3 separate regions of the Mus musculus genome follow, and all the other regions are linked to region 1. The links are chromatin contacts, found by Hi-C or POLR2A ChIA-PET in ENCODE. All regions are on one chromosome and are shown on one strand. Each heading gives the region's core, a stretch centred on a gene start or an enhancer-like site at or near the end of the contact. The rest is flanking DNA. Distances are from core to core; before and after follow the strand shown. Region 1 holds the start of Man2b1 (mannosidase 2, alpha B1). Region 2 holds the start of Tnpo2 (transportin 2 (importin 3, karyopherin beta 2b)). Region 3 holds the start of Zfp791 (zinc finger protein 791).

What was found. A loop is a pair of places that touch in the nucleus more often than their neighbours do. ChIA-PET counts read pairs that join two places held with the same protein, here RNA polymerase II (POLR2A).
Region 2: POLR2A ChIA-PET joins it to region 1 with 21 read pairs in embryonic stem cell. The contact joins the promoter of Tnpo2 here to the promoter of Man2b1 in region 1. A Hi-C loop is called at or near these places in 5 of 37 maps with a recorded cell type or tissue (adrenal gland, heart, left cerebral cortex and 1 more). POLR2A ChIA-PET finds 5 or more read pairs at or near these places in 5 of 5 experiments (Patski and embryonic stem cell).
Region 3: a loop to region 1 is called in a map of heart, with 2.2 times the contacts of the local background. The contact joins the promoter of Zfp791 here to the promoter of Man2b1 in region 1. A Hi-C loop is called at or near these places in 3 of 37 maps with a recorded cell type or tissue (heart and left cerebral cortex). POLR2A ChIA-PET finds 5 or more read pairs at or near these places in 3 of 5 experiments (all embryonic stem cell).

The regions. Positions count from the first base shown.
Region 1 is chr8:85,081,166-85,085,013 of GRCm38, reverse strand. Man2b1 (mannosidase 2, alpha B1) reads right to left here and starts at 1,745. Exons shown (of 24, transcript NM_010764.2): 1 at 1,526-1,745; 2 at 511-613; 3 at 200-373. The coding sequence starts at 1,684. Wdr83os (WD repeat domain 83 opposite strand) reads right to left here. Exons shown (of 4, transcript NM_001001493.2): 2 at 3,736-3,841; 3 at 3,140-3,237; 4 at 2,675-3,068. The coding sequence ends at 3,002.
Region 2 is chr8:85,035,213-85,039,060 of GRCm38, reverse strand. Tnpo2 (transportin 2 (importin 3, karyopherin beta 2b)) reads right to left here and starts at 2,168. Exons shown (of 25, transcript NM_001364032.1): 1 at 2,084-2,168; 2 at 572-726. The coding sequence starts at 670.
Region 3 is chr8:85,117,737-85,121,584 of GRCm38, reverse strand. It overlaps Zfp791 (zinc finger protein 791), which reads left to right and starts at 1,894. Exons shown (of 4, transcript NM_001357366.1): 1 at 1,894-1,950. The coding sequence starts at 1,948.

The DNA.
Region 1 (3,848 bases), core at 496-2,995:
GTTCAAGACCAATCTAATCTAATAACAAATTCCAGGCCAGGAAGGGCCTGGCTATATAATAAGACACTGCTCCCCACTCCCCTCCCCCACCCCCCCCACACACATAAGTAAATAGATAAATAAGTAATCTGAGAGGTCGGGTTTGCAGAAGTACAAGCTGGGCTGGGCTTCCTCTTTTCACTTCTTGGGTTAGGCTCACCCTGGCGCACCAGGTTCCGTACAGCGTCCTGGGTTGCACTGGTCTGCTGCTTCCACCAACGGGAGAAGAAAGCCATTTCCACATAGATGAAGCGACGGGTGGGTTTCTCCAGTAGAGAGGAGACTACTGAGTCTAGGATGTACTGAACAGATGCGTGCTGAACATCACTCAGGACTGTGGGCATGAAGTTCAGGAAGTCAAGGTCCACTAGAAGATATGCATTGCTACAGAGGCCAGAAAACTCACTGTTCCCACCCCAATGTCCAAATCTGTGAAAAAAATTGCAGAGGCCCTCACCCCTCTCTACTCACTGCCGTAATAGTATTGGTCCACTGTCTTCAGCCAGCCTACATCATCGTGTGTATGAGGCAGCAGGTGCACATTGAGCATGCCTGGCTTCGTTGGGGGACATGTCTGCACAAAGACCCCCCCAACATACACATTCCCTGTCAGTAGCCGATAGTTCTAGAGGCAGGCAGGTTGGGGGCTCTGCGGTAGAACCCTTGCCTGGCATGTTCAAGACCATAGGTTTGACTTCCACTTTCACACGCAGGCAGGGAGATGGTACAAGCACAGGCCTTAACTTTGGAGTGATGCAGAGAGGTCAAAAAGCTATAATCTGTCCCAGGAAGGACACACAGAGTATAGTGCCCATATACTCTATAGATGCAACTCCCACTTTGCACAAACCCCATAGAGCAGAGATCACATACTTTAGGATAACTTTTGTCGGGGTTAGCTAAGCATTTGCAGACAGCTGAGATACGGGGCAATATTAGCCCTAATTGTCAGGCTAGGACACTGTGCCACAGTGCTGAGAAGTGACTTGCACAGGAAGGAGCCAGGAAGCTGAGAATCCTGGGGGAAAGGGAAGCTAGGAATGGGCAGCCCAGCTCACATCTCCTAGTCAACCTCTGCAAAGAAAAGAAGGGGCGCCAGGTGATGTCGTCAGATTTGCAAGATAGGTTTTCCAGCCGAGCCATGCCAAATGGATTTTGGGGGATGCAGTCACCAACAAGAGGAACCATGCAAGCACAACCTGTGCAAAACTTAGAGTCCTGCGTTCATGTGGCTGCTCATTCTTCACCCGACAACCACAGTAAAGTGCATGCAAAGTCCAAACAGGCCACTTGGAGTCACAGGGAGGCGAAAAAAATCACGTGCAGCCTTGTTTTCAGGCTCACGCCAGACCTTTTCAGAAACCCAATGCATGCTCTTAGCCCACACCGTCAGATCAACAGCAGTTTCCTATGGATCAGTGTCACCCATACCTCTAGTTCAACTCTGCCCAAATACATTTCCGCCCGCGGGCCCCAGCTCACCCACCTTGTAACCCGCGGCCCGAGCGCCAGGCGCGGCCAGCAACAGCCAAAAAAGAAAGGAAATAGGCAGGACTGGCGAACCTAGGTTGCAGGAGCTCATCCAGAGCCACCCGGTGTTCCCGCCACCAGCACGGACACCAGAGGTGAGCGGTCCGGTGCCCATGGTTCCGGCGACGCCGCTTCCGTGGCTTTCTCTACCCTAGCTAAATCCCTGAGAATGCTCCGCCCCCAGAACCCGAACCGCCAATCGGTGAGGAAGGGGGCAGGGCCTGGGTCATCAAGGACCTGTGGCAGTAGACTGAGCACAGGGAAGTACTGGATCTGTCCCCACCCCCATTCCACCCAGAGCTCTTTTGGCAGGAGACCTTAGCACTAAGATTTTTTTGATATGCTTTTGTATGAGTGTGAGCGAAGGATTCTGCTTTCCCAGTGGACTTCAATGTTTCCTAAGGAGTGAAAGTGTAGATGGGATTCTAGGGTACCAACTCTCTTTAGGGTTGGTGTCCTGGAGGGACCTAGAGTGGATAGAAGCTGGGGTCGAAAACAGTTCTGATCTGCCTTGTAGGACTGGGACTTCAAACAAACTGCCACTGGAATGCCAGAGATGAGGCACCCATCCCAGGCTGGACTGAGCTGCCTGTGAGCTTGTAGGGAAGAGAGAACCCTTCCCAACTCCCGCTGGTCTAGTGATTGCTCTGTTGCTCTAATAAGAAAACTCAGGGCCAGGGTTTAGTACATTAATATGTAGCTGTAATGTCAGCATGTTGAAGGCTGAGACAGGACTATATGAATACCAGGCCTGCCATGGCCATGTAAGGATACACAAATAAAACCCAGAAATATACCTCTGTAGAATACTTGTGTAACCTATATAAAGCCCTGAATTTCATACATAGCACTTCAGAATAAATAAGCAAATACATACACACACACACACACACACACACACACACACACACACACACACACCAAGAAAACCAAAACCTAGATTGGTTAGGTTATCAGGGCCAACAATCACCCTGATGCCTAACCCTAGACCCGAGGCTTGTGAAATATTAACATTAACTCATTTTTTCAAAAAGTCAGACAGGGGCCCCAGCACAGGGCAGTCTTCACTGGGCAGAGCACCCCATGAACAAAAGAGAAGCAACAGTGCAAGCCAACCAGAGCGGAAAGTTTTATATCAACTGGTTTCAATAAGAAAACAAGTGACTACGTAGAAACATGAACAGTGTTTCTCATAACAGTGGCCGGGTTTGGGGGGGGGGGAGAAGGTAAAAGGGAAGTCTGCAGGTTTATCTCTTTGTCAAAGCAGAAGCAGGGCCCCAAAGAAAGAGCCAACTTCCTTCCATTCAGCTGGGAGCCCAGAGACCACACTCAGGAAAGTTTAGGACAGCAGCTGAGGGAGGGCGGAGGCAGCCAAAGGCTAGGCCAGAGAGAAGGTGGGCCTGAGTCCAGGATCCAACCCTCCTAGGTGGCATCACCAGGGAGGCGTCATGGGCTGAGGATTCTGCAGATAGGACATCACCACGGCGGAGATAGAGAGCCTGAGATGGAAAAGAGCTGTCAGTGCTGGGGAGCACGCATGGGACCCCATCCCCTTATTCAGCATCCTCACATGAAGCTACTCATCATCTGCTTAGTGTCCTCCGAGCTCCGCGAGTTGGCAAAGCTGATAAAGGAGCAGTAGACAGCAACCCAAGCACACCACTTCAGCTGAAGAAAGGTGGGTGAGAAGACCGGGTCAGTGACAAGTATACCAAGGAGCTCCCACCACCAAGGTCCTCAGATATCAGGTTCTACCTGCAGCTCGGACCTTGTTCCCGGGGAAGCACCTCAACACCAACCCTCAGAGCCTACTCGAAGCAGCAGGCTTCTGATGCCAATGTGTGTCCTGCACCTCTCACCCTACCGCATCCTCTCAGACTGCTCTAACATTCCCACATGCTAAGGACCCTCCCGGCCTCTTTTCCACAAGTCGTCTGTAACTTGCCTAAGTTAGGCTCCACCCTCAGACCCCGCTAGGCAGTGTACAAGTCAAGTGCAAGCCCAACTTCCCCTACGTTTGGGGCGTCACCCTAGCTCCACCCCTAGCTGACCTCACCCCCTTCCCCACCTCTAGCACAGCCAGAGGACCCGCCTCTTTCTGAACCCACCCCAGACCTCAGTTTCAGGCGGACCAACAGACACTCAGGGAGGTTCATCCCCACCCACCTTAAGCATGAGGCCACACATGCTGAAGATCATGCCAAGAAGATTCATGTAGTCCGGAGTCGGGTCGTCTAAAGCCGGGTTGCACTCACTCGGGGGAGGCTTATACCTGCGAC
Region 2 (3,848 bases), core at 919-3,418, 46 kb after region 1:
ACAGACCAGCATCAATTATTATCAAGAAAATTTCCCACAGCCATGCCCACAGGCCAATCTGATTGAGATAATTTTTCAACTGAAGGCCCCTCTTCATAGGTGTATCAAATTAATAACAAAACTAATCTATATCTATCTACATATATATGTATATGATATAAAGAGCTCTTAGGAAAAAAGTTTTCAACTTCAAAAACACTCATGTTGCAACTCCAACGTCCCTACCTATCTACCCTCATTCTGACAAGGCATACCACTAAAATCTGCGATGGCTGGACTTCTTAACCCTGGGTCCTTGCTGAGGCATTTTCCCTGTTTAAGCCTCCAGGTTCCCGTCTGTTAAAGGAAAGTTACCAACACTCAACAGTTACAGGATTAAGTACTCAGTGAACATCAGACATGCCCATCATTTTCTCCACTCCAGAAATGGAACCAAAGACCTAAACCTTTAATTCATGTTCTCTCTCAGCAGAAAAAGTCTGGGAATCAAGAAGTAGTCCCTCCCTCTCTGGCCTTCACGAGGTGCAGACATCGGCACTGTTCCGTGAGCCCCGGAAGGAAAGAAGGATACATCCTGCACAATGCGCTGAGTAGCTGTGTTGGGCGACTGCGAGTCTTTGAGAAGCTGCAAGACCTGCTGCAGGCCCTGCTCGTCTGGCTGCCAGTCCATGGCGCAAGGCGAACTGCAGGGGTAGGAGCCTGGATCAGCGCTGGGTCGCTGGAGTTCTGTGTGAGACCCAAGTTGAGTCCCCGAGGCAGAGGCGGCTGCATGCAGACGCAAGCGCTCTCCGCCGAGAAGCGGAGGCCTCCAATCCGCGCCTGTCCAAGTGCGGGGTCCCCGCCAGCTAAGCCATCCTCGGCCACGCAGTCGCGGGCTCGGGAGTGCGAGTGGGGGGAATATAAAAGCGGGCCATCAGGACCAGCGGCGGGGGCGCGACGGATCCACATCGAGCCTAACGAGGAACCCTCTTTCCAAAGCGATCCACGCCACCGCCGCCCCCGGTTACGGGCCTCACGGCTTCCGCCTCCCTCCAGGGCGAGGGGCCCCGCCCCAGCGGTCTTTCAGGTGAAGGCTCAGTCCACGAGGATTCCCTTCCCCAAAATCCAGCCTTCCAGCTCCACTAGATGCCAGCCGCCTCCTAGATTTCTGAGCTCCTCTAGGTCCCTAAGCGCCCAGATCTTGCTCATCCCTGCTCCCTCTTCTAAACCGGCTCTACAAGCTCAGTAGACGCCACATGGCCCCCTTTCTGACCTAGACGCGGCCCTGTGACCCTCCTTAACCAGAATACAAGCAATACCCGATAGGTTTCCAATGTCTCTTTGAATGAGAGCCAGTCAGAATCACCCAACCCACGACCAAAGCCCCCAATGCCCGCTGCCTGCCCCCAATCAGATCTGGCCAAGCTTCTCTAGCTCTTACCCTCCGCCCCAGTCAGCAGGAATTAATGCTGACGGACCTCTGGCAGCTCCCCCAATCAAATTCCCCTAAGCCCCCTCCCACCCCCTCACCCCCGATCACTTCACGTCGGAGACCCCATCCGTCCAATCCCTGCAGCTTCCCTTACAGAGTCCCGCACAAACACCCGCCCGGTGCGCTACCCTCAACGGATCCCACCACCGCCTCGCAGCCAGACTCAGCAAAGCCCTCTGGTCTCAAGTCTGACGCCCCTCCCTATTAGGACTAAACAACCTTCCCCTCTCAACTTTCAAGGCTGTCTCCCCCGAATCAGACCCAACCAAGCCCCGCCGAAACAGATCCCCACACACACCCGATCCACGCGACGTCCCCCGACGATTCCCCCAATCAGCGCCCCTCCAGCCCGACCCCAGCCGCCCCACTGGCCCGCATCTCGTGGCACCCGAACCTGCCCGGGCGCCGAGGCCCCACCCCTTGAGATCAGATCAGCTCCCCCTCCCCCGCCCGGCCCGTTCTGCCGGCCTCGAGAGCTGGCCCAACCCGGTACCCCGCCTCTCAGCCGGGCGCGACCCCGACGCCTGGGCGGCGCGCGGCGCAGGCCCAGAACCCAGGGAGGTTCGAGGCGAGCTGAAGCCAAGGGGCCCCGGCCGAGCGAGGCCCACCTACCAGGCCCCGGGAGGCAGCGGCGGCGCCTAAGTGCTGCAGCTTCTCCAGAGGCTCGCGCGGAAGGAGGGAGCCAGAGGCAGGGAATTAAAAAAAAAAAAAAAAAAAAAAAATTAAACGCGGCCGAAATGAACAATTTCGGCTTCCGTACGCCGTTCAAACTGGCCTACCAAAGCCAATCGGAGAGCGAAGCACTCACACGTGATCTGGCACAGAGTGGCCCTGGCCAAGTTGAGTCACGTGAGAGAATAAGTACCGCCTCTAGGCCTCTCTTGCCATTAGGTCCTCCCAGCGTCTCGTTTCCTTTTCCTTACTGCAGCTTTCTTCTTTCTTCTTTAACGTATATTGGTATTTTTGTCTGAACCATGTGCGCGCAGTGCCGTGGGGATCAGAAGATTGCATTGGATGCCTGTGAAGCTGGTGGTGGTGAGCCATGTGGATGCTGAAATCAAACCTGGGTCCTCTACGAGAGCCCACAGTACTCTTAACTGGCCCCAGCCCCACTGAGTTGCAGATTTTGCTGGAGCTAGAAATTTAGTAGTGCATGGGTGTTTTCGGTGTGTAATGGACCTAGGAATCCTTCAACTACAGCTAACCGTGTCCTTACTACAACTCCCTAAAATTTAAACTGTTCCGCAGTCCGGCGTGCCTCAGAACTGGATTGGGAGGGAGGGAGGGCAGGGATAGGGAATAAGGCAACAGTAGACCCCTCTGGTGCCAGGAAAGCTACATCACAAAACCCTTTGATCAAAAATAAGTTAAAATGAAGCCGGGCAGTGGCGGCGCACCCCTTTAACCCCAGCACTCCCTGATCTATGGAACTGGTTCCAGGACAGCCAAGGCTACACAGAGAAACTGGGGGAGGGGGTTAAAATGTAACTTTCTCTTTCGCTCCCCTAAACAGCACTACACCGACGTAAAGAGCAGGGCAGGCAGCTGGCGGTGCTGGATTTTACTAGAGCAACTGTCCTGTTATTGTTCAATGCTGTTTAAACACTTTTTACATGGGACTGAAAAATAACACGTGGCCATTTTTTGTTCTGTTTTTCGTGACAGGGTTTCTCTGTGTAGCTCTGGCTGTCCTGGAACTCAATCTGTAGTCCAGGCTGTCCTCGAACTGAGAATCCGCCAGCCTCTGCCTCCCAAGTGCTGGGATTCAAGGCATGCGCCACCGGATTTATGTTTGTTTTGCCTGCATTTATGTCTGCATCACGTTTCTGACGAGACAGTCAGGTGTTGAATCTCCTGGAACTAGAGCTACAAGACAGTTGTGAGCTGCCATATACGATTGCTGGCACTCAAAACCAGGGTCCTGTAGCAAAGCAACAAGTGCACTTAATCGCTGAGTCATCTTATTCAGCCCCTGGCAATAACTTCTAAAATAAAACAAGGCAGCTAAATTCGATCAGAAGACCTAATCCCTTAACCTACCTTAAAAGTGAGATGAGGATTGCCCAGAGCAATTTAGGCAAGAGCCAGGTCATGAATGCTTCTGCCGTTTGAATTCAGTAGTTTTTCCTTTTCAGCCGTACACCATTATAGAATTGGAGACCCTGGTGCTTTCTTCTACCCCCTTCCCGTCTCCATCCCCTCCTAGTCCTACCGCCGATAAGGGATTCACTCTTCAGCCGCACCTCTATCTCAGTGGATATAGCATAATTTGCTCCGTTAGAGATGATCCATCCAAATTATGCTTACCTGACCTTAAGCTTATTGAGCAATAATGATTCAAATCATAAATTATTTGAAAATGTAGCTCTAAGCACAG
Region 3 (3,848 bases), core at 645-3,144, 36 kb before region 1:
AATCCCACCACCCAGGAACAAAACTCAGATACAGCTCCTAACTGGAACATGATCAGGCCTGTCACAGCAACATCCCCCCCCCACCCCCCGTACCTGGTACCAACTTCTGTTCTAGTTAGGGTTCCATTGCTGTGAAGAGACACCATATCCAAGGCAACTCTTTTTTTTTTTTAAGATTTATTTATTTATTTATTATATGTAAGTACACTGTAGCTGCCTTCAGACACTCCAGAAGAGGGCGTCAGATCTCATTACGGGTGGTTGTGAGCCACCATGTGGTTGCTGGGATTTGAACTCAGGACCTTTGGAAGAGCAGTCGGTGCTCTTAACTGCTGAGCCATCTCTCCAGCCCCAAGGCAACTCTTTTAAAGGTAAACATTAATTGGGGTTGGCTAAAGTCTTAGAGGTTCAGTCCACTATCATCATGGTGGGAAACATGGTATTCACAGCATGGGGTGCAGGCAGACATGGTACTGGAGGATCCAAGAATTCTATTCAACATCTTGATCTGAAGACAGCAGAAGGGGACTGGAGTTTGAAGGTTTCTGAGACCTTTGGGATGTTTTGAAGGTGTGAGAGAGGTTTCAGCTGAGATTTCAGCTGAGGATGAAAATCAGCTGGGTGCTTTCTCTGCCTCCCTGAGCCAGCAGGCTTTCATCCAGGCATCTGGCTTCTGTGTCTTCATTGGTAAAATCAAACAATTGAGATTTTGTTAAAAACAACAAATATCTGTAATTACAATACTAGGGAGCCTGAGGCAGAAGGGTCCTGGGTTCTAGGGTAGCCTGAGCTACAGTACCAGCCCTTGTTACATAGCAGAGAAACAGAGAAAGAAAGCTACACTCATTCTGAGGTTGTCCAATTCAAATGTCAGACCAGAGTAGGGGGGTTCCTTTTTAAAACCTGGATCTGTGAAGATGGGGAAACTATGAAGCAAATCCTGACCATATGTACCAGGGAGACTTTTTTGTTTGTTTGTGGGGATGGATGGTTTCACAATGGTTAAGCACTGAACTATACCCTCAAGTTCACTTTATTTTTATACAGGGTCTCATGCAGCCCAGGCTGGCCTTGAACAAATTACAGATGCCTGAATTCCTGATCATGCTTCAGCTCCCAATCTCTGGGATTGCAAAGTGCATTGCCGTTCCCGGCTGCAGGGTTCCTTTAAAAGAGTGTCGGGCTGGAGAGATGGTTCAGTGGTTAAGAGCACCAACTGCTCTTCCAAAGGTCCTGAGTTCAAATCCCAGCAACCACATGGTGGCTCACAACCACCGGTAATGAGATCTGACGCCCTCTTCTGAAGTGTCTGAAGATAGCTACAGTGTACTTACACATAATAAATAAATAAATAAATAAATAAATAAATAAATAAATAAATAAATAAATAAATAAATAAATCTTTAAAAAAAAAAAAGTGTCTGCAGGCCAAGCAGTGGCAATGGCCTTTAATCCTGCACTCAGGAGGCACGGGCAGACAGATAAATTTCTGTTAGAGTCTAGCCTGGTCTACAGAGCGAGTTTCAGGACAGTCAGGGCTACGCAGAGAAACCCTGCCTTAAAAAACAAAGTGTCTATGGCAAACAACCATGATTTCAGGAATAGCCTCCATCCCTGGAAGGCTTTCTTCCTCTTGTAAACACTATAAACTACTCCGGATAACGCTAGATGTCGCACCATCTGGAAACCGAGAATATTTGCATTCCCTTATTCAGAAGCGGCTGCAGAAAGACGTCCGGGTCTCACCAGAACAACTTAAACGCAGAAGCCCCAGCTTAAGCCCTCGGCTACCTGGTCAATCAGGAAAGGTGACTCCCTTAAGGCGGGGAGTGGGCGTGGCCATGTTATGCACATGCGCGGGACATTGTATAAATCTGTTCAGACTAAGTGACAGACAAGTGTGATTTCCTTGAGACAAGGAGAAGCATTGATCGGTGAAGGCCTGCCATGGTGAGTGCGGCTGCCCCCCACCCACCCAAGGGGATAGGGGAGGGAAGGAGAAAGGGGGAGGGCTGTTGATTCTATCCGGCCGAGCAGTGGCCAGCCCCGCAGGAGCGCAGGAGCGGTGTTTCGGGCGCGGGACTCCCGAGTCCTGCAGGTCTGTGACCGGATTTGGGCACTGGAAGAGCTACGCTTGTGCGGCCAGGGCCTCCGCTCGCCCCAGGGTCACTGGTACCACTCGGTCTTATGAAGGTGTTGGACACAGCCACCGACTTGAGGCCTTGCCCTCTAGTCTAGTCTTTCTAGGGCTAGAAGTAAATCTCTAAATTTCCACAGCCTTCGCTAATTTCTAAACCTCAGCTTCTTCCCACTCCGGTTTAGAACAGAACTTAGTGATCTCTGAGTGGCCTAAGTGGTGCATTCACAAGCGCAGTGTTTAGATACTGTAACCCTCGTTGGGGCTGAAGAGATGGCTCAGCGGTTAAGAGTACTTGAGGCTCTCAAGGAAAGGGCTTCTGTTCCCAGCACCCATATGGTGGTTCGCAACCAACCTTAGCTCCAGATATAAGAGACTCTACACTTCTGACCACCTTGGGCACAAGGCACAGAGGTGGTACAAATACATATATGCAGCATTCATGCACCTGAAATAAAATAAGTCCAGAGAGAGAGAAAGAGAGAGAGAGAGAGAGAGAGAGAGAGAGAGAGAGAGAGAGAGAGAGCAAGCAAAACCCTGGCTCGCCAGGCCTATAATCCTGGCAGGAAGCCGAAGCAGAGAGATCACTTCAAGTTTGATTCTACCTTAGGCTACATAATAAATTCCAGGCCAATGTGAGACCCTGTCTCCAAGAAAGAAAGGCTAGAGAGATGGTTCAGTGGCTAGGCTGAGAGCACTCTGCCCTTACAGAAGTCTTGGGTTCAGTTCCAGTAGCTAACCAGTAACTCCAGAGTTCCAGGGGATATGATACCTCCTTCTGGCCTCTGATACCTTCTTCTTACCTGCAGGGGTGCGCTCTCTCTGGCGCTCTCTCTCTCTCTCTCTCTCTCTCTCTCTCTCTCTCTCTCTCTCTCTCTCTCTCTCTCTCTCTGTGTGTGTGTGTGTGTGTGTGTGTGTGTGTGTGTGTGTGTGTGTGTGTGTGTGTGTGTGAGTTTGTTTTTGTTTTTGTTTTTTTCTGAGACAGGGTTTCTGGCTGTCCTGGACTCTTAATAAACCAGGCTGCCAGGTTGACCCAGACTCACAGTTCCGCCTGCCCCTGCCTCCCTAGAGCTGGAATTAAAGGTGTGGGCTACCACACCTGGCTCACACAGCCTTACTACATAACCTTGGCTGTTCTGAAACTCACTGTGTAGTACAGGCTGACCTTGAACTCAGATCTACTTGCCTCTACCTTTCAAGTGCTGGGATTAGAGGCGTGTGCCCCCCCCCCATGCCCAACTTTTTTTTTTTTTAAGATTGTTTTATGTATGTGAGTATACTGTTGCTGTCTTCAGACACACCAGAAGAGGCATCAGTCCCCATTACAGATGGATGTGAGCCACCATGTGGGTGCTGGGAATTGAACTCAGGACCTCTGGAAGAGCAGTCAGTGCTCTTAATCACTAAGCCATTTCTCCAGCCCAATGCCCAACTTTTGGTTTTGCTCTTCTTTTCTTTTTTTTTCTTTCTTTTTCTTTTTCTCTCTTTTTTCAAGACAGGGTTTTTCTGTGTAGCCCTGGCTGTCCTGGAACTCACTCTGTAGACCAGGCTGGACTCAAACTCAGAAATCCACCTGCCTCTGCCTCCCAAGTGCTTGGATTAAAGGTGGGCACCACCACTGCCCAGCTCCAATGCCCAACTTTTTAAGTACTTCTCAACAAACCCAACCCTACTGAGTTATAACTCCCTGAAGTGCCTCGATTTTTATTTG